Regions from separate parts of the Homo sapiens genome. Here region 2 is linked to region 1. Evidence: read pairs that join two places in POLR2A ChIA-PET (ENCODE). Cell type or tissue: MCF 10A. All regions are shown on one strand. Each heading gives the region's core, and the rest is flanking DNA. Links, peaks and the distances in the headings are about the cores only. Region 1 overlaps GNAI1 (G protein subunit alpha i1). Region 2 has its middle 150 kb from the start of GNAI1.

Region 1 (16,049 bases), core at 4,894-12,893:
GAGGTTACAGGGTTTTTGTCTGCAATTTTAACATATTTTAAAATAATTTCCTATTACCCTGACATTTTGAAACTGCTCTAGATAAATTATGAGTTCTTAAGTGCATGTTTTCACAATAGCAAGATTGTGGAAACAATATTGTTTCTTTCATAATGGAATTTTGGAGGTTACAGGGACCATCTTATTAAAGAAGGGACTATCAAGAAAAATTGGGGTAAAGATGAAATTCGGCAAGCATCCAAAATTGATGAAAACTTCTCATGTTGTTTGGTGACAATCTGGAATGATAAGTAATAAACAGTATTGGTTTGTTGGCTTTTCCTGTCAGTTTTTATGATGCTCCCAAAAACTAATATAATAGTTACCTTATTTTTAGAATATTCCAGTTTGGTAAAGTAATATGAGTTAATGACAAGAAAAGGGCATAGCTATGGCTAATGGTCATGGTCCAATAAAGCCAAGTCTGTTGGCCTTGGGGCTCTCAGTACAGGATCCATCTGCTTAGCCAGATTTTTTTCTAATTGAGAAGAAGTCAGTTGGCTCTTTAACTTCAAAACTGCAACATTTCATTTTATTTTGAGAGTTTTGCTTTTATAGCCATACTTCCTGTGATATTTCATATTGGTATATTTTTAGAAGTAAAATCTATAGTGATCATTACGTTTTGGGGCATTGAGTAGATTTCATTTTGTTACTGCTAAAAATGATATTGGTAGAAAAAAATGTATGGTATGTAAAAAACATGCCAAACTTATTCTGAAAAAATGTATTTTTGGGAAATTATTCAGTATGAAAATTTCTTCCTATCCATAATGCTTCATTCACCAATAGGCACAAGAAATGTTACATGCTAAGCAGAAAGGGTAATGCTAAGACCTTTGACATTGTGGCTCTTATATTCCTTAAGAATTAATTTTATGAAAAAATTTAAATTTCTAATAATTCATATTAAAATTTAATATAGTCGTGTGCCACATAATGACATTTTGGTCAATGAGGGACCACATCCACAGCAGTGGTCCCATAAAATTATAATGGAGTTGAAAAATTCTGTCTAGTGACGTCTTCATGATCCTGACCCTGTGTGTAGGCCTAGGATAATGTGTATGTTTATGTCTTAGTTTTTAACAAAAAAGTTTAAAAAGCAAAAAAAAAAAAAAAAAATTTAAATTTAAAAATAAGAAAAACCTTTCAAAAATATAAAGAAAGAAGACATAGTTTCTACAGCTGTACAATGTTTGTGTTTTAAGATGTTATTACAAAAGAGTCAAAAAGTTTAAAATTAAAATGTTTATAAAGTTAAAAGTTACTTTATAAGCCAAGGTTAAATTATTGTAGAAATAAAAATATTTTTATAAATTTAGTGTAGTCTAAGTATAAAGTTTATAAAATATATAGTAATGTACAATAATATCCTAGGCCTTCACATTTACTCACCACTCACTCATTAACTTTTTTTTTAGATGGAATTTCACTCATCGCCCAGGCTGGAGTTCAATGGTGCAATCTCTGCTCACTGCAATCTCCGCTGCCTGGGTTCAAGCGATTCTGCTGCCTCAGCCTCCCAAGTAGGTGGGATTACAGGTGCCAGCCACCAGTGCCCGGCTAATTTTTGTTTTTTTTTAGTATAAGAGACAGGGCTTCACCATGTTGGCCTGGCTGGTCTTAAACTCCTGACCTCAGGTCATCCTCTTGCCTTGGCCTCCCAAAGTGCTGGAATTACAGGTGTGAGCCACTGTGCCAGGCCTCACTCGTTAACGTACCCAGAGCAATTTCCAGGCCTGTAGGCTCTATTTATGATAAGTGTCTTATATAGATTGTAATGGTTTGGCTCTGTGACCCACCCAAATTTCATGTTGAATTGTAATTCCCAATGTTAGGGGAGGAATCTGGTGAAAGGTGATTGGACCATAGGGTGATAGATTTCCCCCTTGCTGTTCTCCTGATAGCGAGTGAATTCTTTCGAGATCTAGTTATTTGAAAGTATGTAGCCCTTCCCCCTTCATGCTCTTTCTCCTGCTCCAGCATGGTAAGACATACTTTCTTCCCCTTTGCCTTCTTCCATGATTCTAAGTATCCTGGGCCTCTCAGCCATCCTTCCTGTACAGCCTGCAGAACTGTGAGTCAATTAAACCTCTTTTTTTCATAAATTACCCAGTCTCAGGTAGTTCTTTATAGCAGTGTGAGAACAGATCAATACACAATACCATTTTTTATCTTTTATAACATATTTATACTATACCTTTTCTATGTTTAGACACAAAAATAGTTGCCATTGTGTTAACATTGCAGTATTCACTACTGTATTCACTATAGTATTCACTACAGTAACATGCTGTACAGGTTTGTAGTCTAGAAACAATAGGCTGTACCATATAACCTAAGTGTGTAGTAGGCTATCTAGGTTTATGGAAGTACAGTCTATAATCTTTGTACAACAAAATCGCTTAACAGTATATCTCTCAGAACTTTTCCCAATTTAGCAACACATGTCTGTATATAATTTCTAAATTATAATTGATGTGATTAATCCATGTGCAGTTTTTTTAGCGTAGATTTTACTTTTAATTAAAACTTTGAAATGATTTGTGTGCGTTTGAGAAACATGTCAGATTTGACTATGAAATCAAAATTTTCTTGGTAATATTTTGCTGTTAAAAAACAGTCTTTTATAAACTAACCAAGGTTCCTAAAAAATCAGAACAACAATAATGTCACATAAAAATAACTCATTAGCACAGACTACAATGTAGTTGATTCTGACTGTGAGTTGTGAGCCAGCCAGCCAACCCCAGGTACTGGGTGTTGGTATAAGCTGTAGACTCACTTCAGAGAGAAACATAAGGCAGACATGCCACTCTAGTAACTATGGTGGGCAAGCTTTTGCTAAATCATGAACAGTGGTGAATCATCAGATTATTTTATATTTTCTCCCACGGCATATGCATCATGTTTAAAATGTGGGTTTCCTTCCTTATTTGAATCAGAATAAATTTTTTAAAAGAAATTTCAGCATAGAAAATATTTTGAGGAAATTCTTCTAAGCCCTGTATTTACTTCTCATGTCTATAATAAAATAAAAGCATATCATAGTTTCTCAATTTTGTTTCCATTTTGGTGTGCAGTGCACAGGTGGGAAACTAAAACAATTCCAAACATCTAAATAAATAAAAGAATAAAATAAGAAAATATTGTTCCACTAGCAAAAAAGAAATTATGAAGTTCTTATTTCCAAAGTGACTAGTGGTTCTTAGACTTGTGGTTCTGAAATCTTGGTTTCTGGAACAATAGCAGCACCACCTGAGCATTTGTTATAAATGTATATTCTCAGGTCCCACCCAGGCCTACTGAATCATAAACTCTCAGAGTAGGGCCCATCGATCTGAGTTTCACAAGCCTCCCATGTAATTCTAATGCCTGCTAAAATTTGAGGAAAACTACCTTTGACTATGGAATGTAAATTAACAAAGCTAAAATAGATAGGTCTGAATTTATCTGTAGACTCATTGGTTCTCATTGGATCTCACTCTCGCCTTCTAATCCTACCTGGGGATGTTTATAAGACCCCAAACCAGATAATCAGAATTGAATTGAATCAGAATCTCGGCCCTAGTATCAGAATTTTCCAAAGCTCTCTGGCTGTTGAGCAGGCAGGATAGAGAGACACTGGTATAAGCTACACATATTTGTTCCATAGATCAACTTCTTACCATGTCTTAAGCATATACTAATCTGTGGTGATAACTGTTGCCCCCCTTTTCGTTGACCCTGCTTTCTTGCTGTTCCTATTTCAATAGCTGAAGCTACAAGAGCCAGAAAGAAGATGAACATTAAGAAGATATTTTCGTATATCTATTGTTACTTTTTCATTCCCACACCTAGCTACTAGAGTGGCATTCATCTGAGTTGCTCCATTTTAGAAACTTGTATATTCGATTTAAAAATCAGCCCACTATTCTTTGGATTATTAAACACACCGCTAGTACTGATCTGCTTGCTCTGTTTTATCCCTTTTCAACCCATTCTTCACATTGTAGTCAATGTTATCTTTCTAAATGCAAATTTGATTGTGTTCAAACTTTTTAAAATGACTTGCAAAGCACTGCATAAGCTCTGTGTAATAGCCCTGCTTCATCTATCTTTTATCAACTATTCCCCTCCCTGAATCCCTTCAATGATGTAGCCGTACTAAATGTTAGGTTTCTTGAACCCAGCATGTTTTTTTCTCTCTTCTTATCAGCAGAACACATGTTGTTCTCTTTACTTGGAACGCCGCCTCTGACAGATGGTCACCTCACCATCACTCATTCATCCTTCAAGTCTTTGATACAATTTCTTCCAAGAAAACTTACCTGATTATTTGAGCTTGAGATAGCACTCTCTGGAAAGCCCTAGAATTTTTATAGCTTGCGGTAATTGCTTACTGAAATCTCCAGTGGGCTGGAAAATTAGGGAAGGTATTTTCATGTATCTATTGTTAATTTTTCATTACCACAGCTAGCAGAGAGGTTATATGTTTTGAAAAAACTTTTATTGAGTAAATGAGAGGATGAATTTAAAACAACCTAAACACAGGTAATGCAACCAAATAACAAATTAAAAATCATCAAGAAGTGAACCAAAGAATAAAATCAATAAGGTAATATAGGATCAGAAGTGAAATTGCACATTAAATGTGCTATGATAGACATAGGGCCCAGAAAAACTGATCTCCCAGGTAAATGTCCTTTTTCTTACACCATCCTAACACTTTAATCCCTTCCTTTCCATCTTACATAAAGTAACTGTTTACTGGCAAACATTTGAGATGCAATTGATGCATTAAAAAAAGTCTACATCTCTCAATTTATTAGCACTTCTCATACTGTGTTCCTCAAGCGCTAAATGTACAAGAGGTTAATACATGTTTCATATAAATTCATTTCTCTGGTGGAACAAGTTTGTGAGGTGCTGTGTTAAATTAAGTAGCTTTCTCTAATGCAGTCATATTCAGAATCTTTATTATGGTGATGTGCTTTGTAAATCTCCCAAAGGGAGAAATAGTAAACATTTCTTTGGAAATATTTTGAAAGACATCTTGCAGAATTAATAGTCAGTGAAACAATTTGAAAAGCATTAGTTTAAATGCATCAGTACATATCTCACTCCAAGAAAGTTGAGGAAAATCACGGGGAGTGTTGCTGGGAGCTTTCCTCTATCTCTCAGGAAATTGATTGCTCAGAATTATTTTCTGAACTATGTGAACTTTGTGAGCTTAAAAAATGTATATATAAAATGAGTGACCGATGTGTGTATCTTCAAGACTATTTAAAAGTATGTATTAAACACATACAACATGCAGTATTGTATGTATAAGGTATGGCTCTTTCGATAACTACACATTCTTGTTGAACATACAATGACTGTGCTGGATGGGTGTTCTGAATTGTAAGGACTATAAATGCCTAACAGTTCAGGGAGACTGTAGAGCAATGTCAGCTGAAATAAACACTGGAAAAGTTAAAGATACAGGAGGGATCTAAATGGGCCCTGGGAAAATAATATGGGACCTCATTGGAGTTTTAAAACATGGGGCTCAGCTTGTGTTGAGCACTGGAGTGAGGCACCATCTATTTCCAAAGCTAGAACCTGGGTGCTAGTGGGTGGATTTATGAGCAACTCTACCCAACGTATTCATTTATATTTAGGAGCCTCCAGGGGGAAAAGGCACCGACACCTTGATCACTGAGATTTAAATGCATAAAAGCCTAATTGACACAAGTGGAACCTATTAAATGAAGCTTATGTTTCCTCAAGCTTCTCTTCCTCAAAAAGAAATTTACCTCAGAAAGGGAAGCTGGGCTAGTGAACCATACTTAGTGCCAAGGTCTAAGTTATTTGAAGAAAGCGACTTTTCAGGCACATTACACACTTAATTCCAGAACTTTCTAAGCAGTCCTTCTAGCATTGAGGGAAAACTTAGAGAGTGACAGTTTGACAAGTTGTACTGTAAGAAAGAAAGAGCTTAAACCATTAAAAAGCTCTTATATGTAGGGCCATGGAAGTGTGTAGAACTCCTAACTGGGCTTAATCAAGAAGACTCCAGGGGATATTGTGTGTATATGTGTCTGCATGCACACATATGCATGCATGCATGCTTCATTCATCATATTTCCTCGGGAAATGTTCCTCTTCCATCTGGTGTGATTCTGAGGAGGCCTGTCAATTACATAGTTCCACCAGCTCTAGCCACAGGGCTCTGCCCCAGACCTGGCCTAGCTTATCACAGTAACTTACCTTCCTGATTAGCAAGGGGGATAATCCAAGGGCTAGACATATGATCCCAGAAATACCTGTCTCAGTCCCCCATGAGATTAGCTAGACACTGGGAAAGAGAGAGACTCTCTTTCTTTTGGTTAATAAGTTATAGAGAATAATGACTTGAGGCTGACAGGAACCATTTTTCTTACCGTGTGGAAAAAAAGCTTGCATAAGAATGAAACCATCGCACAGAGGAAAGCAGAGCCCAGAGTCATAGAAAAGCTGAGTATGAATGACAGCTTTGTTAGAAACTCTAGATCACAATGTGCTCAAAGTCTACCCCATGCTCAGACTTGCCAGTTACAGGAGTTAATACGTACTTATTAAACTGTCTTGAATTTATGTTTGGTTTCTTTTACAAAGTGGGTGTTGACTAATGGATAGTCACCCTGTTTTCACAAAAAGGAGCCAGGAAATGGATGGAGCCATTGACAGAAGTTTTCTTCAGGATCCTGGAGAGCATGTGGGACAGCAGTAGTACCAGAAATTCAGAAAGAGATGATTGGTGTTCAGGTGAGTCATAGGCTTGCAGAATTATTAGGACTTATAGCAAAGTTATCAGTGATAGTGTATGTCCAGTTGCACCACTGAGAAGAACGGCAATAAATCATTGGCAATGCCACATGGATCATGGTCAACTGTTGGACAAAAGGGGTTTGGAAATGAAGTTTGACCTCTAGGAGCTTTGAGGTACTGCTTCCTTGGAATCATGAAGTGTAAGACCAATGGGAAACATTTCATAATTCACCACAAGAAGATACTGGGAATATCTAGAAAAGCGAGGTCCTTAGATCTATTAGAATTTCTATAAGCAAGGTTGGTGAAGGCTTGCAGCTATTGTGATTTAAGGAAGAGTTGTTGAGTATAACCTCAGACTACTTACATCAGAGAAGGAAGTGAGAAGGTCATGCCAGAAAAAGGAAAATATTGACAATAAACCTTGGCATATTCACAAGGCTTTGAGACCAAACTGATGAGACAAGATGAAATTTTGGAGGGAGTTGTGAGAAATAAAGCTGGCTAGTTATGAGAGGGTTGCGTTAGGGTACAGTTTATGAGAGAAGTTTAAATTGGATTTAGTATGAATGAAATAGGAAGCAAAAGGAGGGTTTCTACATCACCTGTTGTGGACTTGGCAACACCTGTTTAACTTGTTTGCAGCATAAATACAATCACACTTCTTATTTTTCAGATAGTCACTTAAGCTTTCAAGTTTTCTTCCTTATACCTCGTGAGATTCTCTATTTCCCTTTTTGAGATAGCCCGCTATACTCACGCCCCACACTGAAATGTCCAAAAACCAAGGGGCTAACTCAATACATATATAAAGAGAGATTAGTTCTGTTTCCAAATACCAAACAGGAAAAGGGAACTGTAAAGTTAGATGAGTCCCCATACACCATTGATTTGATCATGTGCATCTCACACAGTCAGAGGTTTCTCCCCCTCTTGCAGACACGCCCTTGCTCATCCAGATACCTGCACAGGATGGAGTGGTGGCCATCTTTCAGTTTCAAATAAAGATCTTAAGCAAATCTTTCTGTTCTCAAACATTGTTTCCTAAGACAGGACACCATACAGACTGGCTGGGGCTGAACTCATGCTGACTCACAGAGACAGAGTGCAGACATGTTTTTAGAGAGTATGCTCAAAATTTCACAAGCTGTCTCCCTAGCAGCTGATCATGGTGCAAATTTTGCTGCCCTGCTGCATATTGGATACGACTTTAACAATACCAAGTGCTCTTGAGTATAACAATAAACAGCAAGTTTTATAAAATGTGCACAGGAGTATAAATTGCTATGTCCACCTTGAAAAGTAATTTCACATCTAGCCAAGTTCAAGATACAAGTATGTTTGTATCAAATATTTCCATTCCCCAAGTAGCAGCTCCAGATGAGTGGATTCACAGCAGTATTGACCAAAGAAGGGGAAATGATCAAAATGTCTAACAATAGAGAATTACCAAATAAATTATGACATGCTCATACAATCAATTAAAATTTACCAGTGAAAGTATATGAAAAGCAAGACATGCCAACATGGATAAATCTCACAAACAATGTTGAATAACAACAAAAGCAAGTTGTAGAAGGACACCTACAGTTGGAGGTCATATATCTAAAGTTAAAAAATGAAAAACAGGGCTGGGCACAGTGGCCCACACCTGTAATCCCAGCACTTTGGGAGGCCATGGCCGGTGGATCACCTGGGGTCAGGAGTTCAAGACCAGCCTGGCCAACATAGTGAAACCTTGCCTCTACAAAAATACAAAAATTAGCCAGGCATGGTGGCGCATGCCAGTAGTCCCAGAGGCACTCAGCTACTCAGGAGGCTGAGGCAAGAGAATCACTTGAACTCAGGAGGCAGAGGTTGCCGTGAGCTGAGATCACACCACTGCACTCCAGCCTGGGTGACAGAGCAAGACTCCATCTCAAAAAAGCAAAAAAAAAAAAAAGAAAAATATATAAAGAGTATGTACATATGTGATAAATTTTAAAAAACCACAAAGGAACAATGAACACAAACTTCAGGATCCTGCTTAGCTCTGTAGGGAATAGAGAGAGCTGTGATCAGGGACTGATCAGGGACAGGCACATGGTAGCCTCCAGATATTGTAACTTCATATATCATAGAGAACACAAGTGTTTGCTTTATTCTTCTTTAAGACATACATGCATATATTACATATATTCCATATGCACACATGCATGCGTATCTTATACATTATGTGTTGTGCATACCCATTCACAAACACATATACAATTTCATAAACAATTTTTATAAAGACTCACTTAGGTGGGGTTAGTTACATAAGTGAAAGTCCGTAAATCTCCATGGCTATCCCTTAACTCCCTGGCTCACAAAACTCTAGGCGGGTGAAGACTCATTTGGATAAGAATCCAAGAGGCTTTCTGAGAGGAAGGACCAAAATACCAACTCTTTCTTAGCTGTTCTCTGCAAACAACCACAGACATTTATTACCATATCCTTAAACACTGGATAGCTTCCTCCTGAAAAAGCCTTCCTGTGGATGAAAACCACCCACCTCTTCCAGCAGTTTTACTAAGTCTCTCCTCTCCCTGAAACCCTGGCTCCAGAGTACAGCCTCTTGTTCACCCATCTGTATTTATTGAACATTTCCACTCTTCTTTTTTTCTCTCTTCTTTTCTTCACCTACTTTTCTATTTTTTCCCTCCATTCTCTACTTGCCAAGTTCTTAAAGCTCAAAATAATAGAGATGGTGTGGGAAGAGGAGAAAAATGCAGGAAGTACTTAAAAACTATTCTAAGTATACTCATTGTGTCCTTGTTGGTATTTGGGGGGCAGGGGGAGTTGATGTCTCCTTATCAAATAAACATAGCCAATGAAACATTTTTCTTTTTTTGCAGCAAGACTTAGAGAACTTTAAGAGGAGGGTATAGTATGTTGTTTATTTACAAATTTGTTTGATGAAACAATTTCCCTTTTCTCCAAATACCTATCTTGGATAATACTATATTCAGTGGAAAAATGTGGGAAATGTTGAGTTTGAATTACCACCAAGAATGTTCTTCAAAGTATAAGGAGAAGAAATTATACTTCTTTCTACATTAAGTCTTAGTGACAAAATATTTTTATTGAATTCTCCCACTTTCTACAATGAATTCTAGGTTCACATGGATATAACAAATTCTCTATAGTAAATATTATAGCTATAAGTGAGTACTTGCTCAACATAACCATCTTTTATGTTTGATGGTTTGCTTCCTGCTTGAAAATTGAACGACTGCCTATTCTGTAACAGTATCTTAGTGTTTGGGACAAAATAGTGAACATTATAGACATAATTACTGCCCTCATGGAGCTTATGGGTAAGGAAAAAATTGTCAGAAATTGATCACTACACTATTGAATATAATTATTATAATAGTAACATAAAAAACATAATTTTGACAAATTAAATGGAGTTTTTAGTCCCAACTTTTTTCCCTCAAGTTATAACATCTCTATTCAAGTAAAAGGCTAGATTGATTACCTGGGTATTTATTATTTGATTTACCCATTATAAAAAAAGATTGCATGGGGAAGAAAAAGGCATCATATAATGAAAATTTCATTCGGAACTTTTGATTTAGTCTCTGCTCAAGCAGTGCTCTTCTATTAATAGGAGTACACAGCCATACCAATGACAGCAACATCTTTGCCCATCCAAGTTTTATTATTCTATTTGCATTGTGTGGTTTGATGTTCAGTGCAAATATGATTCAAATAAACTGTTAGTGAAATTAGAAATATTGTGAATATATTGTTAATGTAATTGATGAAAGTAATACTGGAGAAATTCTTTAATCAAAGCCCATAAAAAATGAAGACACAGAATGAGAATTGTTTAAAAATAAAGAATATAAGAATGATAACAAAATTATTCAGAAGTGAATTATTAAGGGAGGTCTTTGAAAAACCTGGAAAGTCCTCAAATGTATTTTCAGAAATAACACTTTATGATCATTCTGTGAAAGCCAAATAGGAAGGCAGTCATGCTCTGACATTTTTGAAAAATACCATACTAAAAGAATCAACTTACTTTACTCTTTGTTCAACAAATCAGAGCACAACTGAAATTGTAATTTAAATTTTGTTAAGCACAAAAAGCATATTTTTAGAATGTTACACTTCATTTGTCAAAAAATAAACCAGTCAACCTTGTTTATGATTATTTATTGTGAATTTCTCTTCCTATTTTAAAGGGTCTAACTTTAAAATCCTTTCCATTACCAATTGCTCTCAGATAATGAGGATTTCTTGCACTGGTATTCTCCTAAACATATAGCTAAAAAGTCACATTAAAGTAACTCAGAGAATTCCTGATTCTGGTTTTGGAAACTGCAGTTAGCTGACAGCTCTGCGCCTGAGATTGTTAAAACATTGAACCTTTCATCTTTAATAGGATGATATTTGACTTTAAATACTGTACTGTTGATACCAGAAAAATGAGTCTCGGTTGTAGGCTGAATAACACACCGCCCCCACCAAAAGTTGTCCATGTTCTAATTCCTGAAAGCTGTGGACATGTTACTTTATAGGGTGAAAGGGATTTTACACGTGTGATTAAATTAAGCCTCTTAAATTACAGAGGTTATTCCGGATTACCCAGATGAGCTCAGTGTAATCAAAAGGGTCCTTATAGGAAAGAGGCAGGAGTCAGAACACATATAGAGAAAATGTAAGGACAGATGCAGAGATTGGAGGGAAGAGGATAGGCTTTGGGTTTTGAAGACAGTGGAAGGGCTTATGAGCCAGGGAATGTGAACAGCCTCTAGAAAGAGGAAAAGGCAAAGAAACAGATTCTCCCCTAGAGCTTCTAGATGATGTGCAGTCCCATGGACCCATTTTAGACTTTTGACCTCCAGAATTTAAGTGTATAAATTTATATTGCTTTATACCAGTAATTTTGTGGTAAATTGTTACAGTGGCAATAGAACATTAATATAGTCTTGTTTGGAATTTTTTTCTGCTCTGCTGAAAACTAAAGGAAAATGTAGCTTCTTCTAGCTCCCCTTCACGAAGAGCTGGGCAACAGACAGAGAAATGACTTTCCCTCTCTGCCCCTGTTCCTTTTATGGGTCAGTTCAAAAGTCTTTTCCTTCGTAAGGCCTTAAGTCTGTCCTGTGACCTCTCATATCAGGTTGCTCTTATGTCCAGGACTATAGATCCATTCTGAGACTGCAATGGGATGAAGTTAATAATCATGCTGTGACAATAGAGATAAACTGGAACTGTGCTGGAACAGACGGTCACCAAACCCATTTTGTTTTGCCTTGAATTACAATTAGTTACTTAAATGTCTATCTCCGTTTTCTTTTCCTCTCTATTCTTCATATTTGTCATCATCACCAACATCACTATGATGAAATTTATATTTAAAAGTTCCATCACAATTACCATGTGTCTGGCACACATCATGCACCTTACATTAATAACTCATGAGTCCCTGCAGCAACTACAGGAGGACAGCACTAATGTTATCCTCATTTTATATGGAAATCATTGAGGCATAGAAAGGCCAGGTAACTTATTCAAAGTCACACAATTGGAGGCAGCAGGGCCAGGATTCAGTTTCAGACAGTCTGGCCTCTTCATTACTATTCCTGTTTTGTGTCCCTAAATGGGACTTTTCACAGCAAAGGTGCTAAGTTGTCATTTGAAAAGTAAATGACACCTGAGTTCACACACTTACACTCTTATTCCTAAATACTGTGGAAAAACAGGGTTTGGAGTAAAAATAATAATGTCAATATAATAGTTTTGTTCTGTCCAAATCTCTGTGGCAAAATTTTTAAAAACCTATCCACACCAAATGTTGTCCTTAGTCTTTTCAGACCTAAATTAAAAGTATTAAATTGACTTGGTGAAATGAGTTATTAGAAGAAACATATACATTTTTAAAGTTGCTTTTTCATTAGAGCTTTGCCACAATGTCTATAAGTGGAGATAGCAGCTGTATTTTCCTTAACGGGTCAAATGCTTCCAAACTGTCCTTGACAGTAGCTAAACACAAAGGACATTTTTGCCAAAGGTTCATGGAAAAAAGAGATAACACTTAATTAGAAAAGATGAAGCGTTTATATGACTTAAGTGAACTCTTTCGCTAAATTTGAGATAAGTCGTGTTTAAAACAGCCCTGGCCTGAGATTGCCAGTCAAATATGTGTTAGTAAACAGAATAATCCTTGATTTTGATTATCCACATACTTAATGCCAAGAAAAATCACAGTCCTAAAAAAAACTTGGATCCCAAGAAATTAGGTAGGATTGATGCTGCTTTTCTTCCATGTAAAGCTCTGCTTTCCATGTGAACCATAATGTATTTAAATAAAGTGCATTCAACCAACTTAATACAAGAGATAAAAATAGAATTACCTTAATGATGTGTATAAATAGGAACATGATGTGATTAAAAAATGATTTTTTTTTTTTTTTGAGATGGAGTCTTGCTCTGTCGTCCAGGCTGGAGTGCAGTGGTACAATCTTGGCTTACTGCAAACTCAGCTTCCTGGGTTCACTCCATTCTCCTGCCTCAGCCTCCCGAGTAGCTGGGACTACAGGCGCCCATCACTATGCCCAGCTAATTTTTTTTTGTATTTTTAGTAGAGATGGGGTTTCACTGTGTTAGCCAGGATGGTCTCGATCTCCTGACCTCGTGATCCGCCTGCCTCGGCCTCCCAAAGTGCTGGGATTACAGGCTTGAGCCACCGTGCCCGGCCAATGATTTTTTTCAAAGGCTGGATTATTAAAAATAATATGGACATAAATTTACTTTTTAAATGTCTTTATTGGATACATAATTTTAAACCAAAAGACAATTAAGTTGATATAAAATCTAGTCTTTTTTTTTCTTCATAATTGTTAGAGGGACTTAAATCAGGTTTAATCATTCAGGTTCTTCCAAACTTAAAACAAAAATAACATACTTTTCTAAAATATGTGTCTGGACAATTTCAACTAATTATAAATGAATTTATTCCCATATTCCAATATAGTAAACTTTTATTTGATGCACACTGTATCAAGTAGAAAATAATCATTCTCACAGATGTGTGTGTGTGTGCATACACATTCCAAGGACAAGGGTAGCTAAAATCTGCACATAAATCTAATTTTTCTCAGATCGATCCCATTAAACTAATGAACTCAAATCTTATGGAAAGTTTGAGAATCTAGTAAACTTCAAATGTATTGATTAGTAGATATGATTTTATTGACTGTTAAAGAGCAAACCATTTGCAATCTTCTGTCTTTATCAAAAAACAAAACATGCATGTAAGGCCTTGGAATATTTGATACTCTATCCTGATTTAAGTCCTGCAGATAGCAAATTCCTGTCCTCCTCCACACTCCAGGGAGCTACTCTTTCCAAAATAAGTTCAGAAGCTTTTTTAATGCATGACTGTGCTCAGCCCAGTCCTGTGGGAGGTGTGGAGAAAGAAAGGAATTTGGCTAGGGGAATTGAAACATATTAAAAAAACAAAACACAACACAATAACAACATTAAAAAAAACCCCACTAATCTTTTGATTTGGCTGCAGACTAAAGAGATGAGTCTGTAAACTGGATTTAATAATTTTCCAGTATCTTGAAGGGTCAACTCCCCCTCCATGTATTGGAACTAAAAATAAAGAGAGCTGCTAATTTCAAAACCCTGTTTTAGAGTATAGATCTTAAAATGTGTATGTCTCTCTTTTATTATAGCTGACATATTTAAAGTGAAAATGAGATGGGTTTTCCCCCCACAGGAAAGGCTATATTACACCAAACCAAACGATAGCATTTAAAACTGGAATAGTCCAAGTCTTTACTGAGGCCCACCATTTCCCAAGAAAGTCACTGAAGGTGTGATTTATTCAAGACACCAAGACCCACATCTTCCACATTCAAATTTTAGCATTCTATCCTTTTTAGTTTTTGTATGTGTTTCTCTAAAACTTGGGAACATTTCCATGCAATGCAAATAGAGTTGTTGTGGAAGAAAAATAAAGCATTTCATTTCCCAAATACAAATATAATGCAAAGACACATGAGTACCTATTTTCCAAAACCACATTAAAAATGTAAAAAAAAGTAGAATTTTAAAATTATATAACCCAATATATCACAAATCAGTTCAACATGTAATTTTTAAATTCTGTGTATCTGAACTCTTGTATTTTACACTAATAGGCCAACTCACTTTGGACTAGCTACGTTTTAAGTGCTCTGCATTCACACCTGGGTAGTGGCTGCTGTGTCTGTGCAGTTCCTATGTTTGTGAAATGGAGGGTTAACACACAGAGAGCTCTTTACTTCTTTACTGCACTGGCTTTTCACAGCCATTGACATGCTAATGTGCATCATGCATACTTATTAACATCTGTTCAGGCAATGCTGTTGGACATGCTGCACTACACCATGTGGCACCCTTGTGAAAAACTTCTTTATGCCATTGGATTTTGAAGATATGGCTAAGAAATGACACTGGATTTTGAAGATATGGCTAAGAAATGACACTGGATTTTGAAGATATGGCTAAGAAATGACACTGGATTTTGAAGATATGGCTAACAAAGGTCTTAACTCTAGATTTTACACCCAGCTCTGCCACTTCCTAGATAGCCAACATTGCACAAAATACTAACCTCTCTTAAATGTGTTTCCTTATATAGAAAATGGAAATTTTACCAATATTGCAGGACTGCTCTGATGACTAAATGAGAGCATTAGTAAGGTACCCAGAAAAGTACCTAGCACACAGTAGGCACTCAATAAATTATGTATGTATGCATTTTCTCTATATATTTATGTATCTCTAACATATTTTAAATAATGGAGGAGTTCGTGGTTTTGAGTAAATCTTACTATATGAGTACATTTTTCAAGGTCTTGATTTAGCACTATTGTATAAATCTGCATCTAGAAGCCTTAAGTGTAGGAGGATCAGAGGTGGGGCTCTCAGAAAGAAGAAAGGGCACTTTTTACTGGCTTTCCTTATGCCAGCTTCATACTGAAGCTTTCCATTGCAGCTTCAGCCAGAAAAATGCTTTATTAGATTTAGACAAGATTCCTTTCGAAGAAGAAGATTCATAGTTAAAATTTGTAACTTACTATGTTAAGAAATTCAAGAATGGTTAAATGGTTTAAACGTATGCTCAAGTCTGCAAAAAAGTTATATTTATTACAGGTAAATTGCCTTGTGAAGTAGATTGCTAGGACAATTGGTCACTTAAAACGGAA
Region 2 (16,049 bases), core at 3,769-11,768, 55 kb before region 1:
AGAGGTGCCTTGGGTGCTGTTAAAGGCATTTAGTTTTATAAGGGAAGCAGAGCACAAAAGTTTGGAAAATTTGCAGCCTGACAATGTGATAGAAAAGAAAATCCCATTTTCTGAGGAGAAAGTCAAGCAGAAATTTGCATAAGTAAGGGGGAGACAAAAGTTAATCCCCAAGACAATGGGGAAAATGTCTCCAGAGCATGTCAGTGGTCTTCACGGCAGCCCCTCTCATCACAAGCCTGGAGGCCTAGGAGGAAGAAGTGGTTTTATGGGTCGGGCCCAGGGTCCCCATGCTGTGTGCAGCCTAGGTTCTTGGTGCCCTTTGTCCCAGCCACTCCAGCCATGGCTGAAAGGGGCCAATGTAGAGCTTGGGCTGTGGCTTCAGAGGGTGCAAACCCCAAGTCTTGGCAGCTTCCACATGGTGTTGAGTCTGCCAGTGCCCAGAAGTCAAGAATTGGGGTTTGGGAACCTCTGCCTAGATTTCAGAGGATGTATGGAAAGGCCCAGATGTCCGTGCAGAAGTTTGCTTTGGGGCAGCAAACTCATGAAGAACCTCTGCTAGGGCAGTGTGGAAGGAAAATGTGGAGTTAGGGCCCTCAGACACAGTCCCTACTAGGGCGCTACCAAGTAGAGCTGTGAGAAGAGGGCCACCATCCTTCAGACCCCAGAATGGTAGGTCCACTAAAGCTTGCACCATGCACCTGGAAAAGCTGCAGACACTTAACACCAGCCCATGAAAGCAGCCAGGAGGGATGCTGTACCCTGCAAAGCCACAGGGGCAGAGCTGCCCAAGACCATGGGAACCTACCTCTTGCATCAGCATGACCTGGATGTGAGACATGGAGTCAAAGGAGATGATTTTGATGCTTTAAGATTTGACTACCTCACTGGATTTCAGACTTGCATGGGGCCTGTAGCCCCTTTGTTTTTGCCAATTTCTCCCATTTGGAATGGCTGTATTTACCCAATGCCGATAACTCTGCTGTATCTAGTAAGTAACTAACTTGCTTTTAATTTTACAGACTCATAAGTGGAATGGACTTGCCTTGTCTCAGATGAGATGTTGGTCTGTGGACTTTTGAGTTAATGCTGAAATGAGTTAAGACTTTGGGGAACTGTTGGGAAGACATGACTGGTTTTGAAATGTGAGGACATGAGATTTGGGAGGGGCCAGGGGCAGAATGATATAGTTTGGCTGTGTCCCCACCCAAATCTCATCTGGAATCGTAACTCCCACAATTCCCATGTGTCGTGGGAGGAACCTGGTGGGAGGTGATTGAATTATGGGAGTGGGTCTTTCCTACACTGTTCTCACGATAGTGAATGAGTCTCATGAGATCTGATGGTTTTAAAAATACGAGTTTCCCAGCATAAGCTTTCTCTTTGCCTGCTGCCACCATGTAAGATGTGACTTGCTCCCTCTTGCCTTCCACCATGATTGTGAGGCCTCCCCAGCCATGTGGAATTTTGTAAGTCCAATAAACCTCTTTCTTCTGTAAATTGCTCAGTCTCAGATATGTCTTTATTAGCAGTGTAAAAATAGACTAATACAACCACACTCCAGCCTGAATGACAGCAAGATCCTAATTAAAAACAAACAAACAAAGAAAAACACCCACCTGCCACAGGTGAAAAGGGCATTATTCCACATCTCTTCACTTCACATAAATAAGAAGTGTGAGAAAAACTGAGTTTGTTTGTTATTTATCTTGGCTTTTTGATTGTTTGTATAATTTGAAGGGCACAAATCCAGGTGTCCCAACACCAATCTTTTAAACTGACAAATATAGTAGGCAATATGCATAAAAAGAAAACATTTTAACCATCATCTACTCCTGAGGTAGCCCACTTGGTTCATTATAGATGAACCTAACCAGCAGGAGTTAGGCCCCAGGAAAAGCTTCTGAATCCCAAACTCACTCAATCCTGACTTATGACTGAAAACTAACATAATCATTTAAATTATAAACCCATCATTTTGAAGACAAAATTAAGCACAATTTCTCATGATTCAATTCCTTATAAGCAGTGAGAGGTCCAAATTTCTTCACTAGATTTGCCTTTCTTATTTGTATCAGGAATAAAACCCCAATTATGTGCTAATCTCTCTTGTAAATATCTATTAGGTCCATTTGTTCTGTAGTGAAAATTAAGTCTGATGTTTCTTTGTTGATTTTCTATTTGGATGATCTGTTCAATGCTGAAAGTAGGGTGTTGAAGTCTCCAGTAATTTTTGTATTGCAGCCTATCTCTCTCTGTCGCACTAATATTTGCTTTCTATATCTGGGTGCTCCAGTGTTGGGTGCATGTATACTTAAAATTGTTATATTCTTGTTGAATGGACCTTTATTTAATGACCTTCTTTGTCTTTTTTTATAGTTTTTGTCTTAAAATCTATTTTGTCTGATTTCCACTCCTGCTATTTTTTGCTTTCCATTGGCATGGAATATCTTTTTTTCATCCCTTTATTTTCATTCCATGTGTTTCTTTATAGGCAATGTGTGTTTCTTGTGGGCAACAGATCATTGAGTCTTGCTTTTTATCCATTCAACCATTTTGTGTCTTTTGATTGGAGAGTTTAGCCCACTTACATTCAATGTTATTATTGATAAGTAAGGACTAACTTCTGCCATTTTGTTATTTGTTTTCTGGTTGTTTTTTTCTGGTTTTCTCTTCCTTTTTTCCTTTGTTCTGGTCTTCATTTTAGTGAAGGTGATTTTCTCTGGTGGTCTGTTTTAATTTCTTGCTTTTTATTTTTTGTGTATCTGTTAAAAGATTTCTTTTATTCAAAATTACCATGAAGCTTGCAAATAATATCTATAACCCTTTATTTTAAATTGATGACAACTGAACAGTAATTGCATAAAAACCGAACTCACTAAGAAGAAAAGAGAAAAACAAAAAACTCTACACTTTGATGTCATCTAACTGCTTTTTAATTCTACTTATGTGTTTTATTTCTCTTTATGTCTTATTCTACTGCCTATGTCTTGAAAAGTTGTTGTAGTTATTCTTTTTGATCAATTTATCTTTTAATCTTTCTACTCAAGATATGAGTAGTTTACACACCACAGTTACAGTGTTATGATATTCATGTATTTATTATTACCAGTGAATTTTGTACCTTCAGATGATTTCTTCTTGCTCATTAACATTTTCTTCTTTCAGATTGAAGAACTCCCTTTAGCATTTCTTGTAGGACAGGTGTGTAGTGTTGATGAAATCTCTCAGCTTTTTTTTTGTCTGGGAATGCCTTTATTTCTCCTTCATGTTTGGAGGTTATTTTCACTGGATATACTATTCTAGGATAAAAGGTCTTTTCTTTCAGTTCTTTAAATATGTTATACTACTCTCTCCTGGCCTGTAAGGTTCCCACTGAGAAGTCTGCTGTCAGGCATATGGGAAGTCCATTATATATTTACATATATATTTTTTTCTCTTGCTGCTTTTAGAATCCTTTCTTTATTCTTGACCTTTAGGAGTTTGATTATTAAATGCCTTGAGGTAGTCTTCTTCAGGTTAAGTTTGCTTGGTGTTCCATAACTTTCTTATATTCAGATATTACTATCTTTCTCTAGGTATGGGAAGTCCTCTGTTATTGTCCCTTTGAATAAACTTTCTACCCCATCCTTCTCTCTACCTCCTCTTTAAGGCCAATAACTATTAGATTTGCCCCTTTGAGGCTATTTTCTAGACCTTGTTAGGCATGCTTCATTTTTTTTTTATTCTTTTTTTGTCTCCTCTGTGTATTTTCAAATAGCTATTTTTCAGCTAATTCTTTCTTCTCCTTGATCAATTCTGATATTAAAAGAATTCTCATGCATTTAGTATGTTCATTGCAGTTTTCAACTCCAGAATTTCTATTTGATTCTTTTTAATTATTTCAATCTATTTTTTAAATTTATCTGATAGGATTCTGAATTCCTGCTGTGTGTTATCTTTAATTTCATTGAGTTTCCTATTTTGAATTTTCTGTCTGAAAGTGATTTGTCCCTGGTGCCTTTTTTAGTTCATTTGGTGAAGTCATGTTTTCCTGGAAGGTCTTGATGCTTGTGGATGTTCATCAGTTTTCTGGGAATTGAAGGGTTCGGTATTTATTGTAGACTTTGCAGTCTGGGCTTGTTTGTACCCATTCTTCTTGGTAAGGCTTTCCAGGTATTTGAAGGGACTTGGGTGTTGTGATCTAAGTTTTTGGTCACTGTAGCCATATCTGCATTAGGGGGCACCCCAAGCCCAGTAATGCTGTGGCCCTTGCAGACTCATAGAGGTACCACCTTGGTGGTCTTGTGTAAAAATCCAGAAGAATTCTCTGGATAACCAGACAGATTTGTTATTGTATCTTTCCTTACTTTCTCCAAAGTACACAGAATTTCTCTCTGTGTGTGCTGGGCTGCTTGGAGCTGGAGGAGGGATGACACAAGCACCCCTGTGACCACCACCTCTGGGAATGTGCTGCGTCAGACCTGAGGCCAGAACAGAACGGGGTCTCACCTAAGGCCCACTGTAACCAATGCCTGGCTACTGCCTATGTTTACTCAAGGCCACAGGGCTCTACAATCAGCAGGGGGTAGACTCAGCCAGTTATGTGTCATCTCCTTCAGAGCAGTGAGTTTTCCACAGTCTCAGGTGGTCTAAAGATGCTATTTGGGAGCCAGGGCCTATAGTCAGAAACCTGAGGAACCTATCTGGTGCTCTATTCTACTGCAGCTGAGCTGGCACTCAAACCACAAGACAAAGTCCTTCCCACTCTTCCTTCCCCTTTCCACAAGCAGAGCAGTCTCTCCCCATGGCTACCACTGCCTGATGTCCACAATGAGTACTGCCAGGCTGCCAATGTTCACTCAAGGACCAAGGGCTCTTCATTCAGCTTGTGGTGAATGCTCCCAGGCCTGGGACTTTCCCTTTAAGGGAGTGGGCTCCTCTCTGGCCGAGAGCAGTTTCAAAAATGCTGTCCAAGTGCCAAGGCCTGGAATTAGGGACCTCAAGATCCCACATGATACTCTACCCCACTGTAGCCAAGCTGGTGCTCAAGTTGCAAGACATCATCCCCTTACTCTTCTCTCTCCTTTCCTCAAGCAGAAGGAGTTCCTCCCTCTCTGTAGCCACCAAGCTGAGAATGTGCTGGGTCACACCTGAAGCCAGCACATTTCTGAGTGTTACCCAAGTCCCATGGCATGTACTGCCTGGGTACTGCTGCTGATTATTCAGGGCCCAAGGGCTCTTAATCAGCAGGTGATGAATCCTGCCAGAACTGGGTCCTTCACTTCAAGGCAGTGGGTTCCATTCTGGCTCAGGGTGTGTATAGAAAGGTCAACTGGGATCTAGGGCCTGGAACGGGAGCTCCAGGACTCTGCCTGGTGCCCTATCCTATGTGGCTGAGCTGATATCCAAGTTGAAATATAAAGTCCTCTTCATTCTTTCTTCTCCTCCCTTTAAGTGGAAGGAAGGCGTCTCTGCTGGAGCTGCAAGCTGGGCTGCCTGGGGTTGGCAGAAGGGTGGCCCAACCACTTCCTTGGCTGCCCTAGCTGGTGTCTCTCCAGGTCATGTGCCCCCCTGCCCCAAGTCCACTGGCCCCAAGCCCAGCACAATGCTAGGACTTGCCCAGGAATTGCAGTCCTTGTGGCTTATACTGCCTTTCAAGTTTATTTAGGATGTAAGAGCACTTTAGCCCACAGTGGCAAGGCTTGCTGGAACTCAATTTCTGTCTGCTGGCATGGATGATTTCCCTCTGGCTAGAGTTGGTCTAAATGCTCCCTCTGTGGCACCAGCTGAATTCTTATCCTGTTGCTTTCCACTGTGACAGGACAGCACTAAGTTCCAATGCAAAGTCCTACAATCACTGTTCTCTCCACCCGTGAAATGCACAGATTCTCCCTTCATGCCATGCAGCCACTGCCAGGGGAAGGCATTATCAATTCAAGGCTGTCATTCCTACCCTCTTCTGTGCCTCTTTCAGTGATATGAAGTTAAAACCAGGTACTGTGATTAGTGTCATGACTTTTGGTCCTTTTGAGGGTGATTTTTGTGTAGAGATCAGTGGAGGCTTCTATTCAGCCATCTTGCTCCATCTCCTCTCTCCCCTAACTTTTACTAGTATAAAATCATAGGTCAGATATTACAGTTTGATTTAATGATTGAATGTCTTTATATAGGCTTATTAAATTGTTAACAAATATTTAATGAACATTTGTTACATGCAAGAAACATGGCTGCAATTTATGTTTTCTCACTACCAATAAGAAAAGAGAAAGTTCATATAATTCTAATATTAATCCTAAGTATCATAGTTAATAAGATAAATATAATTAAAAATAATCCTCGAATCAATTTTTATTGCTGACTGGTCAAGTTCCTACTACCATTACTCTTGATTTTTCCCAATGATCAAGTTGCTAGTATTAGAGTCCTTTTTCTATTCTTTTATCTTGGTTCAAAATATATTCCATGATGTTTATTGTAATTATAAAATTTTAAGCTGGGAAAATCTAGAATCTTGATATCTGAAGGACTTTTGCTTTTGAGCGTGTATTAGCTCATTCTTGCACTGTTATAAATAAATACCTAAAACTGGGTAATTTATAAAGAAAAGAGATTTAATTGGCTCATAGTTCTACAGGCTGCATAGAAAGCATGACGCTGGCACCTGCTTGGGGATGCCTCAAGAAACTTACCATAATGGCAGAAAGTGAAGGAAAAGAAGGTGCATCTTACACGACCGAAGCAGGAGGAAGAGAGTAAGGGGGGAGTACCAAACACTTTTAAACAACCAGATATCATGAGAACTCTATCATGAGAACAGCACCAAAAGAGGAAATCCACCCCCATGATTCAATGACCTCCCACAAGGCCCCACCTCCAACACTGGGAACTACAACTGAACATAAAATTTGGGTGGGGACACAGATCCAAACCATATTAAGCATTTCAAAAAAGTATCAATCTTATGTTTTAAAACAATTTTAATAAATATTGTATTATGATTCTTCAAATAGTATATGCTTATGGAAAAACAAAAATGAAAAGAATTAATACAGAGAAAATTAAAAGGCTTCACCTAACCAATTCCTTTCTCTCCAATTGTATTTACTGCTAAATCTTCCATATGTACCTTCAAGAAAAATTCAATTCCTTTCTCTCCAATTATATCTACTGCTAACTCTTCCATATGTACCCTTCAAGAAAATTTCAATTCTTTTCTTTCCCGTTATATCTACTGCTAACTCTTCCATATGCACCCTTCAAGAAAGTTTCTGTGAACATACAAGCACATACATATGAGTACATATGCATACTTTATTTTCATCATGGTCACCACATAAATATCTATTTCATTAGCTGGCTTTTACAAAAAGTAGTTTACTTAACCATTCTCCTACAAATGAACATTTCTTTTCATTGTTTTGTTAAAACCAACAATACTGCAGTAAATATCCTTGTATCTTTTAATACTTGTGTAAATTCATCCATGAGATAAATTCCTAGTGGTGGATTTTCTGGGCCAAATTTTATGTGCATGTTGAAATTTGGTAGATATTGCTAAATTAGTATCTAAAAAGGTTGAAAAATTTACATTTCTGCCATGACTGTATTAAAATGTCAGTTTATCCACACTCTCATCAGTATTGTATAAAAAAGGATTCTGCACTGGTTTGACATTCTTTTTCCTCCATATATGCCTCTACATTTCTTCAGCAAAGGTTAAATAACTAAAATCAATGTTCACATGTTTGATAAGTAAATGAAAGTAACCCCGATGCTTTCCTTTAATGTTAATCTTTTAGAGAGAAAAAGTAAGGGGAGGCAGGAAAAACACCCTATTGCATTTACTATGCATAGGTCAGAAAATATTCATGGCACACAGAATGTGAAAACAAAATCTAAAAACATAAGCTTGTCTTTTGTTCCATAAATGTACTGTAATATGCACTAGTTAAAATAAAATCTGTCTTGCAGAGCACTGAATTTTTCAGCAGCAATAATTATCTCTGTTTATTTCATTTTCTACTTTGGGAAAAGCTTATGATGCATGCAGAGTATACATATGAGTTTCACAGATGTGGTCTAAATTACTCATATGCTAAGCCCTTTTATCTGGCTACTGCTGGGTCAATTGCCTAACATAGAACAGAACAGGGTGACATGAGTTTGCAAAGAATTTGAAGTTGAATTTCAGCTTACAGCCTGGTTTTGCCATCAAATACACTATTTAATGTAGTGAAGCTCTACTTAAAGTACAAGGGTTATTGTTTTCTACTTTTTATTCTGTGTTCTAGCCAAAGAAAATAAACTGAAAAAATGTTCTAGTAGACATTAAGTCCAATTAATCAAGGTAATTTACTCAACCTCACTATCTAAATAATGAAAGAATGCACACACGCACACACACACACACACACACAGTTGTTCCTACATAAAAAGAGAGGAGCAACAATAAAAGAAGCTTTAAAGTTCTTTATAAAAATGCAGTTATTGGTGTGTGGGTATTCTACACAAGAATGTTTAAGATACAAGGAAGCTTCAGAATTCAAGTAATAATTTTGTTCAAAAATTTTTCAGTGTAGTTGACATATCAATAACTAATTCTATTATTTTGGTTCTATAACTATCACATTAACTTAACTACTAAATAGCTGTACATTTCCTTATTTTATATGTGTGTGTGTGTATATATATATATATATATATATATATATATATATATATATATATATATATGTATATTACTCTGTCCCCGTGGAGCTGCATGGTACAGTCCCCTAGCTGCTTTCACAGGCTGATGTTAAGTGTCTGCAGTTTTTCCAGGCCCACGGTGTAAGCTGTTGGTGGATCTACCACTCTGGGGCCTGTAGGACAGTGGCCCTCTTCTCTTAGGTCCACTAGGCAGTGCTCCAGTGGGGACTCTGTGTGGGGGCTCCAACCCCACATTTACCTTCCACGTTGTCCTAGCAGAGGTTCTCTACAAGGGCTCTGCCCCTGCAGCAGACATCTGCCTGGACATACAGGTGTTTCCATACATCCTCTGAAATCTAGGCAGAGTTTCCCAAACCTCCATTATTGCCTTCTGCATAGCTGCAGGCCAAATACCACATGGAAGTTGCCAAGGCTTGGCGCTTGCACCCACTAAAGCAATGGCCTGAACTGTACCTTAGCCCCCTTTTAGCCATGGCTGGAGCTGGAGCTGCTGGGACTCAGGGTGCCATGTCCCCAGGCAGCACAGAGCAGTAGGGCCCTGGGCCTCGCCCATGAAACCATTTTTCCATCCTAGGCCTCCATGTCTGTAATGGGAGGGGCTGCTACGAAGATCTCTGACATGCCCTGGAGACATTTTCCCCATTGTCTTGGCTATTAACATTTGGCTCCTCATTACTTATGCAAATTTCTGTAGCCAGCTTGAATTTCTCCATAGAAAATTGATTTTTCTTTTCTACTGCATGGTCAGGCTACAAATTTTCCAAATTTTTATGCTCTGCTTCCCTTTTAAACGAAAGTTCCAATCCCGAATCATCTCTTTGAACATAAATGGCTGTACACTTTCATAAAAATCCAGGTCACATTTTGAATGCTTTGCTGCTTAGCGCTTTATTCTGCCAGATACCCTAAATCATCTGCCAGTCTCTTTGCCAAAGCATAGCAAGCGTGACCTTTGTTCCAGTTGCCAATATGTTCCTCATCTCAGCCTTAGACCACCTCACCCTGGGCTTCATTGTCCATATCAATATCAGCATTTTGATCAAACCATTCAATATATCTCTAGGAAGTTCCAAACTTTTCCACAACTTCCTGTCTTCTCCCAATGCCTCCAAACTGTTCTGACCTCTGCCTGTTAGCCAGTTCCAAAGTGGCTTCCAAATTTTCAGGTTATCTTTATAGCAGTGCCCCACTCTTGCTACCAGTCTTCTGTATTAGCCAGTTTTCATGCTGCTATTAAGATATTACCTGAAACTGGGTAATATATAAACAAGAGGTTTGATTGACTCACAGCTCCACATGGCTGGAGAGACCTCAGGAAACTTTCAATCATGGCAGAAGGTGAAGGGGATGCAAGGCATGTCGTACATGGTGATGGGAGAGAGAGAGAGACAGAGACAGAGAGAGACGGGAAGTGTCACACGTTAAAACCATCAGCCCTCATGAGAAGTCACTCACTATAAGGAGAACAGCAGGGGGAAACTGCCCCCAAGATCCAATCACTTCCCACTAGATCCCTCCCTCAACACGTGGGGATTACAATTCAAGATGAGATTTGGGTGGGGACACAGAGCCAAGCCATATCATCATGGTTATACATGCTATATATAGAACAGGAAGAAAAATAGCAAAAAACATAGTGCTCCTACTCTTTATATCCTAGTGCCTTTAAGAATGTAATGCAATGAATGGCTAGATGCATATTACACCATGAGATATGTTTGAGGATAGAAAGCATGTGTGCAGAACAGAAAAAGAAAAGAAATCATGATCTCTGATGATTTCATGGAACATTAATTTAAGCCATAATTCCAACCAGATTCTATCACAGCTTCTAAACTTTTTTCACTTGAGAACATAAACTCTTTTTGTGTTTAAGCTTGTGTATTTGAGTCTCCAAAAGTAGTAAACAAACCTCAAATTTCCTGATATCTATTTTTCAAAGTGCGTCTCAGATTTAATTTCGTCCAGATGATACTCCTGTGGTCTCCCGGTGATCCCTGACTACTTTGTTCTTATGTGATCTCTAGGTGCTCTGAATAACTAATGGATCTATCCATTACATTCATTAGCAGTTTTCACATGCTCTCTTGCATTGTTAGTTGTCTTTTAATGTGTAGGTTTTAGCTATACTATATATAGCTTTAACTATACTGTAAATAAGGACAGGTGAAATGTCTATTTATTCTTGGTATTCCTTAGGGAAAAATTCAGTACCCTATGGTAAATATTTGATAAACAAGTAAATGAATAACTATTTCCTTATTACTTGATTTAGTACCATATAGTAGGTGGATATTGATCTAAGAAGAATTCTCTCTGGGGTTTCTGGTCATAATTTATCCAAGATAGTCTGGGTAAGATTGGTCTAATCTAATCAGTATCCTTTCAATTCATTCAAATAAAGTATTAGCATTTACTTCACAGTAAGCAGAGAATACAGTACTAGCATGTATTTCACAGCAAACAAGGATCCCCCTCAGAGATCTTGCAAATCAAAAGGGGAGGCTCATATGTAATGAATATTCACAATAAAGGATAAAAATATTATGTTAGATGGAGTCAGAAAGCAGTGGGAAAGGAGAGCTGGGAACCACATTGAGTGTAAGGTGAGAAAAGACCTCCTTGAAGATGTGATATTTAAGCTGAAATTCAATAGTGCGTGTTTTTATTATTTTGATTCTGATCTGTTGTCGCACAACACAAGATGCAACACAGTTCATATGGCTGCAGAAATCCAAGAACCACAGGCATGTCCATAGGCAATGCTTATTATGCTGAGCATAAATGCAGAAAAGAATGGAAAAGAAAAAGACCCTAATGGGATGTAAGAGAAACTAAGTTGGAAGTTTTTTAGATTAAGAAGGAAAAGAGCAGGAACAGGAGATAAAGGAGGCAAGGGAGGAGAAAAGACGAGTCAGAGAAAGCGAAGAACAGGAGAAGATAAAAAAGAAAGAAAAGAAAGAGGAGGAGTTTAGGAAGATACCTCTAAAATAGTCTTGATACAAATTGAACTGAGGATAAAGTTCAAACATGGCAGCCTCTGATCTCTTACAGATTCTTTATTGTCTAGATGTGTTTATTAATAAATTACTAAACAAAGAAGGTCACATAAAAGCTTCATTGAGATATAATTGACATACAATAACTTGGGCACATGTAAATATACAATTTGATTAGTTTTGACACACTACATATCTATATGTATGTACCCATAAAAATATCATAACAATGAAGTTAATGAGCATGTATATTATTCTCAAAAGTTTCTTAGTATTCCTTTGAAGTCGCTCATCCATGTCACCAGGCAATTAATAATCTTTCTGTAGATATGTTTGTATTTTCTAGAATTTTATGTAAACAGAATCATACTGTAACACTATTGTCTCTGGGAAAACACTGTCATATTTTTCACTTGGAATAATTATTCTGAAATTAATCCAAGTTGTTGCAGTATCAGTAGTTCTTTTTTTATTGCTGAGTAATATTCAATTCTATAGATATCGTATAATTTGTTTATCCATTCACTTATTGATGGACCTTTGGGTTGTTTCCAATTTGAGACAATTACAAATCAAGCTGCTTTGAACATTCATATACAAGTATTTGTATAGACATAAGCTTTCACTTCTCTTGGACTGAATACCGAAGAGTGGAATTATTAAATCTTACAGTAGGTGTAGGTATAATATTTTGAAGAAACCGACAAACTGTTTTGCAAAGTGGTTGTACTATTTTACATTCCCTCCCAGCAATATACATGTGTTCCACTTCCTTCACACTCTCTCCAATACTTGGTTGGTCAAACTTTTCAGTTGTAAACATTCTAATAAATACCTAGTGTATCTCATTGTGGTTTTAACCTACACTTCCCAAATGGCTAATGAAATTGGGCATATTTTCATGTGTATATTTACCTTCTTTGGTGAAGTGTCCTTTCAAATCTTTTGACTGTTTTTACGGAGTTGTTTTTCTTACTATTGAGTTTTGAGAGCTCTCTATATATTCTGAATACAAGATGTTTATCAGATATGTGATTCTTAACAGAGTACATTTCAACAAATATTTGCTTCAAATGTAAAAAGGAATATGTAAGCTGTTTTATGGTTATTTAAAGTAATATAAAACACAAGGAAACAACACAATAAATTTAGAAGTATTTATTAGAAATAAACATTTCTATTTAACTATAAATATATAAGCACATATATAAATATATAAATAAATAAATAAAGAGAAAAGTAAATGAGCCAGTGAATTATGTTTATCATTGGAATAACAAATATATTAGGCAGGAAGTGAGAAGTTGCTGCAGTAAAAGCTGCCACCCTCCCTTTCCTTGATCTGGCCTTTGTCTCCTCTTACTCCTATGACTGACGGTGGATAGTTGCCTACAGTTCACATCATTAGCTATTAATGACTTGGTTAAAATTTCCTGTTGTTCAATCCACAGGGCCCTCTACAAATCCATTTTAAGCTCCTATTAAAGACTACACAGGAAAAAGATTTACTATTTATGGAGCAACCTTGAACATAGTTTCTGGCAGGCATCTTCACAGGCAAGCGCTGCGTCAGCTGTGGTTCCACAATTTCAGTCCTTAAGCTCACTAGCTAGTCTAGACGATAACTCCTCAACAAGCATTTGATAAACACACATAGGTCAAGGCTATTCGAATCATTTTAATAGAAAAACAAAGAAAAAAATGACTGGAGAGGAGTTTGTTTCCTCACTAAAGGACAAAACAATTATTTAAGAGGCATCAATAATATGGTTCCAAAGGGCAATGTATTAATTTAGATAGTTTTACAATCATTTCCTTCCTAAGATAAAAATTAAAAGGGCAAGGAAAGCTTTTATTAGAAAACAAAGTCAACTTGGCACTGTGATGTACATCACAATAATGAGGTCTATAAAATTACATATCTGTGTAAGGGAATTGAAAATTCCATAAAGTTATATGTGAAAAATGTGGATAAAGAGACCTAACATTGACTAATTAGTCCGAGGTTCTCATTATTAAAATTAAGAGATTCCAGATCTGAATTTTATGGTTTTATGACTCTAGTTTACATTCCACTTTGCATGTTTATGCAAAATAATGGGCACATATCAAAGAAACAAATGAAAGGCACATAAGACAATTTTACAGTGCCATTCACTCCTTCAGTGTTACAGTTATCACTAGTGCTCGGCATGTTCAGTTCTGTCTGGCATTTCTCTAGCCAAGATTCTGCTTGCAGTCCTCTCTTTTTAGTTTTGACCATGTAAATAAATAAATAAATAAATAAATTTTTCTAACTCCTGAATTATCTGTATTTCATTTTTATTAAAATCCTGATAACAAAAAAATTTGCAGTGTCATTCTGATATTATCATCTGGCCAAGCAGACGAGTAAATAAACTGAATGCACATTTCTAAAAAATAATATTCATTTTTTAGAATACCCTGAAATCGCATTCTTAGAGCAGTCTCAACAACAGCAATAAATCATGACTAAAAGAGCACATTCTGTCACACAATCCAAATACAGTTCACTCTTCAGAAAAGGGTGACAGTTAATTTCAGAGAAATACATTTAACCTGCTTTGTGGTTTGTTGTTGTTGTTGTTTGAACTAAGAAAATGTGCTTTCATTTTTGACATCAGAATTTTCAAACATAAAACCTGGAACCAAAGTTGGAGTTGTTTAATCTAACAATTGAATCATAAAAGCCAGAATACAGAGTTTAAGTAAGAAATGAAGACACATAGAAACTAAAGAGTATTGTTCAATATTATGAAATCATATTTCTTTAGTTGGAGAAACCGAAGTGAACATAAATCAATTTTGGAAGATACTGTATTAGATTTTGGGCCCAAGCTCTGACCCCCATCTTTATAAATGAGAGCTCTATGTAATACATACCTTTGTTTACTCTAATAATTAAGCTCTTTTGTAATATGGTCCAAGAACAGCCAATCTCATACTGCAAGTTATTTCACAGGAATCAGTGTGTTCTAGAAAAAGAGAGTGTGCTGCTCCTTTTCAATAAAACCACCTTTTTATCTAGCAATAATTTCTATGAAGTTAAAAACTGTTACACATACCAATCTGTGGTATTTACATACACACACCAATCTGTGGTATGTATACACACATTTATAGTCTTACCCGAAGATAAAAGTTTTATAAGTGTGTTTTGTTAAGGGAAGAGCAAGTTTGCTGTTTATAGTAACACCCTGTACACAGTTCATAAATATTAGTTGAAAGGATGACTCATTAAGAAACAAATTCAAGTGAAACGATGAAAATCTAAATTAACCTTTAAGGTATTTGTGCCAGGATCAAACAAGCACATAAACTGAAGTTTAAATGGCCTCTGAAGGCTTAGTCATTAAATAATAGAGTGGCTTGAGTGAGTGAATAAATAGGATAAAACACATGTCAGCTCTGAAATATGAGAGTGTGAAGACTGTTTTATCACAACGGGAGACTGAGTTTCTGGCAGAGTAGTTGGGAAAGTTTGCTCCTGAATGATCAAGTCTTGGCATGCAATGGTTACCCCAAACTTGTCCATCTTTCTTATGCCTTCTATCTTTTGCTCTTTCTACTCCAGTACAATATATTTATACAGCAATTTTATTGTGCCCAATTTTGTTGTTCTCCTGACTATACATGCATAAAAATAGATAACTTATTACATTAAAATGTTTTTAAAATTCACTCTTTAACCTTTGGCTATATAAGTAAGAGCTATTTATTGCTACTTTTTAAGTGAGAAAGAATGTTAATTTACGTCAAGGATAGTCACGTGGACCCCACCTCTTTTGTTTCTTAAGGAAATGATTTTCCCTGTGTCTGGTGAACATTAACAAGGAACTTCCTGGGTTCTGCCTGCGGTATTACTCTGTATCCAGCTTTTCTTTCTCTCCCACTACTACTCAGAGTCAGATTTCCAAAACTATCTGAGTTCAGACAGCTTTCTCATGGTATTAAATGCTTTATCTGTAAAAGCATCCAATATTTTTTCCCAAAAATCTTCATTTCCAGCCTCACTAGTCTCCTTAGTTGACCTGCATCTCACATGCATTTGCCATTATTTCTAGACTGATAGAAATGTAAATGTTTTTGTACTCTATCTAAAAAAAAAGTTTGAATATTACTTCCAACCTAACCAGAAATAGTTTACTCCAGGAACTCACACAAGTTGAGAAAGAGCTTTTTTAAAAAAAAAAAAAAAAAAAAACAAATTGTACCTTTCTGAAGTTCAAACTCTGTAGCTTAACACAACAGTTCTCCAGCTGCAGTTTGGGGATCTTGGCTGTCTCTGAGACCCTTTTAGGGTGTCTGCCAGTCAAAGTCAAAGATCCAATCAAAGTTTAC

Evidence for each region. Peaks named below come from ENCODE experiments on the same cell type or tissue, not always from the same donor. Only the 100,000 strongest peaks of a DNase experiment are listed, where the experiment ranks them.
Region 2: POLR2A ChIA-PET joins it to region 1 with 5 read pairs; 2 of 35 experiments call an interaction of 5 or more read pairs at or near these places.

What each region holds. Positions count from the first base shown.
Region 1 is chr7:80,223,727-80,239,775 of GRCh38, reverse strand. GNAI1 (G protein subunit alpha i1) reads right to left here. Exons shown (of 8, transcript NM_002069.6): 8 at 13,595-16,049. Among named protein-coding and RNA genes, the nearest start is that of GNAI1, 97 kb to the right of the region's middle. In MCF 10A, for the core only: no CTCF peak of the experiment used is centred there; a DNase peak (open chromatin) is centred at 7,895.
Region 2 is chr7:80,277,104-80,293,152 of GRCh38, reverse strand. No RefSeq gene overlaps it. Among named protein-coding and RNA genes, the nearest start is that of GNAI1, 150 kb to the right of the region's middle. RefSeq lists an enhancer at 9,181-9,682. In MCF 10A, for the core only: no CTCF peak of the experiment used is centred there; no DNase peak of the experiment used is centred there.